Regions from separate parts of the Mus musculus genome. Here region 1 is linked to region 2. Evidence: chromatin loops called from intact Hi-C (ENCODE). Cell type or tissue: left cerebral cortex. All regions are shown on one strand. Links, peaks and the distances in the headings refer to the core of each region. The heading gives the core; the rest is flanking DNA.

Region 1 (2,915 bases), core at 303-2,802, 81 kb before region 2:
TTCTGCATGTGTGTGTGCTCAACCAGACCAAAAATATCTGAAGAACAACCGCAACTGTACCAAATCCGCACAATCTTGCCGTTTTCCTTAAACGATACACTCCGACCGCTCTTCAGCCAGCAGGTAAATGACGTCAGTGTGTTGGGTGTCAGAATGTGACTTAGGATGTGAGGGGTCGGTGTGGGTGGTACCAATCTGGACAGTATCACAATTGTTGGCATCTGTGTGTGTGTGTATGTGGGGGTGGGGGTGTTCAGAAACCAAGTACCCTTAAATGAGTGAATGCCAATTCATTTCAAAGAGTTGTTCTTCACTAATTTAATCTATTTTAGCATCTTAACACCTGTCTGCTTATTTGTCCTTGATAGCTGGGGCTAAGGAAGACCCCACACTGAGCACAGATGTTAAAGAACAAATAAGACCTGTACCAGCAGACAAGGAGAGATGGAGAGGTGACTTTTAGGTATGGCTCATGTTCAGAAGAAGCCAGCTGCTGAGAACGGATCTCCTGTGGATTTACTAGAGCATGCCCTTCCCCTGCCAGGTTGTCTGGTGGATGTGTCTCCTGTGTTTTTATCCCCAGTGTGACTGTAGCAGCTGTGCTATGAATCCTGACTGCAGGAGGTGAGGCCGCTGTACCATGTCACCCAGATCAGTATCATTGCCCCATCTCACATACGGGCAAACTGAGGCTCACTGAGGTGAGAATACTTGCTTGTGGGCTTCCTGCAAAGTGGATTTAGGACCTGGACCCTTAAAGGCCAGATGCCATTTGTGCTTTATTCTTCCCAGGTCCCCTCCCCTCCCCTCCAAGGCTGAGGGATGGGGTGGGTCTGTAGGTGAAGTTTTACCCAGGTTTTCACATGTCCTCTCAAAGCCCATCATGACATAGTGAGTTGAAAGGCCAGTTCCAACTCACAGGCCTCTGGACCTGGCGTCAGACATAACTGCATGGTGGCATTTTCAATTCCTGCCTCAGCATCCAGCCGGAGCCGGAGCCGGTTGGAGCCACAGGAGACTCAATGCAGATTTAATGACATTATGAGTCACCCCCAGAGGTGAGCCATTGCCCCTATTCCTCACCCACACCCTGAAACCATGGAGCAAATTAATAAGTAATTAATATGTAATACTTGTGATGTCCGGGGTGAGAAGTGGATTTCCTCCGAAGATAACCCTGTGGTGCAAGCACCAAGTTCAAGAGAGCAAATGCTGAAGATCAGCATGGTGCCTGGGACTGAACACAAGGCACACATCACACACATCACTGGGTTGCATCAGCATCACGTTCCCTGAAGCACATGATACTGTGAACTTCCTTTGTCATACTAGAGGCACAGAAATGTTAAGCCCCAGATACATGATAAATGGAAGGAGATGGGCTTACATCCAATGGTGTGCCAGATCCTCACCTCCTAGCCATTCTTCCTCCTTACCCTTTATTGTCCCATTTTACAATTGAGAACTTTGAGGCTCAGAAGGGCTAGCGGGATTTCTGAGGAACAGTGGAACTGCAGGATACCCAGCCTGGTCTGTCTGTCTCAAGGCTGGGCTGACATACAGAAGCAGAAAATAGGCTATGCTTTCCCTGCTTTGAGTGCAAATCTTTGGTGCTAGTTCTGTATACATCCTTGAAGAAGGGTTTGCTCTGCAGGAAGTTCCAGGGTATGGATGCAGCTTTGGGGCTGGCAAGGGAGCTCACCGTTTGTACTGAGCCTGGAGCACAGGCTTTCTGGAGGTGGTAGAATGACTCAGGCTTTGGAATAGGGGAGGCAATGAGTGGTGTTCATGGATTTGGAAGGATAAGAGGTTGTGGGAGGGAGGGAGGGTTGGAGGGAGGGGGAGGGTCCCACCCACCAGATATTAGCTGATTCCATCTGCAAAACTCTTGGCAGGCAATGATGACTACCTACACATTGAGGGCAGGAAAGTGAGGCTCGTCGAGAACAACAGGCTGAGGAAAGGTGTGAATCAAGGGGCACCAAGGGAGTGACTCAGCCAAAGAGGAGAAAGGTCAGCAGGAGGCTGTCCTTGTGTCTACTCTCCTAGACTGATCGTGTGGACACTGGAGAAAGTCAAGCATTATGCAGTGGGGTGGGACAGCAGCCAGCCTTGTCTGCAGTTCTTTGTGATACTTCAGTGTATGTCAGTCCTCCACACAGAAACCAGCTTGGTGAGATGCCTCAGGGGACCCCACCCACAGACCTTCTTTCACAGGGCTTTTCTAGCTTTGCCCATGCCCCTCTCACAGACATCAGGAGCAGGGTCTGTCTGGTTTGCCAGAGACTGGGATGAGTGGGGAGTGAAGACGCCAAGAACAGGGATCAAGACTCAGATAAGAATCAAGTACAGTCCCATGTCCTATACCGAGGCACAGACACCAAAGTCTACTGGAACTTGTGATGTATTTTGCAAGAACTGGGAGGCCTCTAAAAATCCCAGCACATGGAAATGGAAGACTTAGAGGAGGAGATGGAAGAGCTTATTCAAGAGGTCCTGATTTGAGCACTGCAGATTACACACACACTTACAGTTCCACACTCTGAACATGTTCTGCACTCTGAACACGTGGACAAAGCTTGTGCTGATGAAATGAATCATTTCCAGAAACCTAGTGAAGATGATCCATTTCGGTGAAAGAGGCAGAGAGCGAGGGGCCAAGAGTAGAGCTTGGACAGACAGACAGACACAAAATGGGGGACCCGGTGGGGAGTGACAGTGCTCCCTGCCCAGTCAGTCTATAAGCCTCAGACTTCTCCAACACAAAGCTTCTTATCTGCCTAACCAGCCTTAGAAGACAACCAAACACGACAATTAACCTCCTCATAAGATCCTTCCTTTAAAAACCCCGGGTTATGTAAGACCATTTGGGGACAACTGGGGCGAATGCATATTGGAATCCAACATGACACCAC
Region 2 (2,915 bases), core at 243-2,742:
TGGAACCTTTTCTTTCTTTTTAAAAAATTATTTATTGTTATTTTATGCATAGGGATGTTTGGCCTACATGAATGCCAGTGTATCATGTGCATGGCCTTGTGCCCACAGTGGACAAAAGGGGACTTTGGATAACCTGAGAATAAAAAGTACAAACAGTAGTGAGCCACTGGGGATAGAACTTGGGTCCTCTGCAAAAATAACCAGGGCTCGGCAGACACTGACATCCTTTGCTGCTGGGTTTTCTGTGGGTGGAATGTGTCGTAGGCTGGCCTAATGCTGCCCACAATTGTTTGCATGAGAGAGACACTGAGGGAACCTTTCCCCAGTGAATTCTGATTGGTAAATAAAGATGCCAGCAGCCAACAGCTGGGGAGAAGAGACATAGGCGGGGTTTAGGTTTCCCAGGCTTGGGACCATGAGGAAAGACAGAAAGGAGCTATCATGCCTTAGAAGAGTGTGCAGGAGAGAGACAAGAGCTGCCATGGGGTAGGGAGGCAAGGAGAGAACCCTGGGCTCTGGGCCAAAAGGACGTGGGCCAGAAGTCTGAGTAATCGGAGTTAAGAGCAGCCAAGGAAGAACAGAAATTAGTAAGCAGTAACACAGAGTTATCGGTAGGAGGTGGATTCTACCAGCATGGAGGATAGGCAGCTGCCCAGCTATTGTGCTGCATAAGGCTGTGTGTGTGTCTTTCATCTGGGAACGTAAATGGTCAAAGGCAGGAAGGAACTCCATATCAGGATTTATTAAAATATTCTTACTTCAGGAATATGGGGTCCCATGTAGGCTGGGTAGGCCCTCTATCATTCATGACTTGCATCTTAAGGTTATTAAAGACTCAAGAAGACAAGGTTATCTTCAAAGATAGGCTAGGTAAGATGTCCCTATGTGTTACAGTTTCCTTTCTGATGCTATGATAAAAAACAAACAAACAAAACAAAAACAAACACAAAACAAAACAAAACAAAACACCATGACCAGAAACAACTTGGCAGAGAGAAGGATATCTGTGGCTTGCACTTCCAGGTTACAGTTCACCACGAAGGGAAGTCAGAGAAGGAATTCAGTAAGAGCTTGAAGGCAGACACCATGGAGGAATGCTGCTTGCTGACTCCCTCAGACTCATGATTTGCTAGCTTCTTTATAAAGCTGAGACTACCTGCCTAGGGTATGGTGCCGCCCATAGTGGGCCAAGCCCTCCTACATTAATTGACTTCTCCACATGCATGTCCACAGCCCAACCTAGTCTTGGTAATCCTTCAACTGTGACTCATTACTAAGGTGACTTGCTCCTGTGTTAGATGGTTAAAGCTATTTAGGACACTGCAATTTATTGAAAGCTAGCCAGCAGGACCAGATTGTGCAGGAGCAAAGAGGAGCATGAAGCCAGTAGAATGGGGATCTGTCCCCACCCACGGCATGAGGGATGGTGGTGGGGGAAAAAGGGAAAACATAGGTATCTATTTCATACCACACACCTACGTAAGATGGATTAAAATCTAATTATACACACATAAAAAAAAAGAAGTTTAGAGCTTTGAAGGCGTATGGTAAAACATGAACTGAAATTAAGGAGGGCAACTTGAAAGTAGGAAAGCATAAGCTGTAAATAAGAGGTCTGTTTGGCTTCATTGGAAGCACTTTATTAACTGAAGGGCATCATCCATAAGGGTATAAGTTATCCACAGTCAGAGTATCGAAACTTAAACTATCAGAAACTGGTTGGTGTCTATACACAGACTATGAACGATTCCCAGAAAGTACAGAAGCCAATCATCATGACCGGATGAGTCACAGAGATGAAACGGCACAGCTTTCACGGAGACAAGGGACCTGCCGTGCCAGCTCTGGGAAATTACAGTACACACTGTGGCAGCTTGTGGTGGGTGGTAGGCTCAGCATCCCACACACTGTCCCCATCACAAGAGTCATCATTTTCAGAATGCCACAGAGATAGGCTGAGGTCCCCAGAACAGGGACAGGCCCGAGGGTCCCTGCAAATCTACATGCTTAGAGCTATTAACAAACTTAGAGCTTAGAGCATTAAACAATGCTTAGAGCTATTGCCCAAAGACAGACAGACAGACAGACAGCAGAAGTAGAACACACTCCTGCCTGGCTCCCAGCATGGCTGCCAGTCCTAGAAAAATCTTGTCCCTTAAAGGTCAGCTGTGGGCATGGTGGCCATCTATATGCAGCCTCTTAATACAAGCATTATTTACATTTGACTGCCAACAGCCACTGACAGCCATATTGCTTCATCTGTCTGTCCTGAGTAAGGTCACTCTTATTTACTTCCCTGTGTTCTTTTAAGAATGCTGTTCTTAACTTCGGAGAGTTTCAAAGAGCCAGCAGAAAGGGTGGGTGGAGCAGCATGTACTTTGGGGACACAGGGAGAAGTCAGCTCAAAGGCCTGTCCTCAGCCCTTCCTGAAGACCGAAGGCTCTCTCCTTGTGGCTGGATTTCTCGTGCATCCAGCCATCTCTTGGAACCCTCAGATGTCCCCACTGTGTGGCCTTACCTGGTCACACAGGGTTCCAATCAAGCCTTCCAGGTCATGCTTCTCATGGAGAGCCACCTGTTTTTCTTCATATTCCTGCTCCAACTGCATCTCCAGCTGACGGAGCTGTGGACACACAGGACAGGCGTGAGCACCCTTGGATGACTCCTGAGCAGCAGAGCCCCAGCCGGGGCCCTGGGAGGAGGGGGCATGCACCCTGTGGCCATACTCTGATGCTGCCTAGTGAGTTGGAGGGGTGTGTCTGTGAAAAAGCCTTGGGACCTAAAAGCTTGGGACCTGGGCAAGAAAAGGGTGAGCTGGTCAAATTGGTGGACCCATTTGGCACACACTGTAAAGTTTGCAGTCATGGCCATTGTTTGAATATTTTCGCATGTTAGCATGTTGAGTGTGTGTGTGT

The links. A loop is a pair of places that touch in the nucleus more often than their neighbours do. Peaks named below come from ENCODE experiments on the same cell type or tissue, not always from the same donor. Only the 100,000 strongest peaks of a DNase experiment are listed, where the experiment ranks them.
Region 1: it touches region 2 in a loop (7-fold over the local background); 4 of 42 quality-filtered maps call a loop at or near these places.

Annotation. Positions count from the first base shown.
Region 1 is chr5:112,699,205-112,702,119 of GRCm38, forward strand. All of the region lies in intron 42 of Myo18b (myosin XVIIIb), which reads right to left. Among named protein-coding and RNA genes, the nearest start is that of Gm30529, 51 kb to the left of the region's middle. In left cerebral cortex, for the core only: no CTCF peak of the experiment used is centred there; DNase peaks (open chromatin) are centred at 1,707, 2,176 and 2,372; H3K27ac peaks cover 2,058 bases.
Region 2 is chr5:112,780,067-112,782,981 of GRCm38, forward strand. It overlaps Myo18b (myosin XVIIIb), which reads right to left. Exons shown (of 44, transcript NM_028901.2): 33 at 2,519-2,623. Among named protein-coding and RNA genes, the nearest start is that of 1700095B10Rik, 12 kb to the right of the region's middle. In left cerebral cortex, for the core only: a CTCF peak has its summit at 600; DNase peaks (open chromatin) are centred at 538, 1,404 and 1,843; H3K27ac peaks cover 1,912 bases.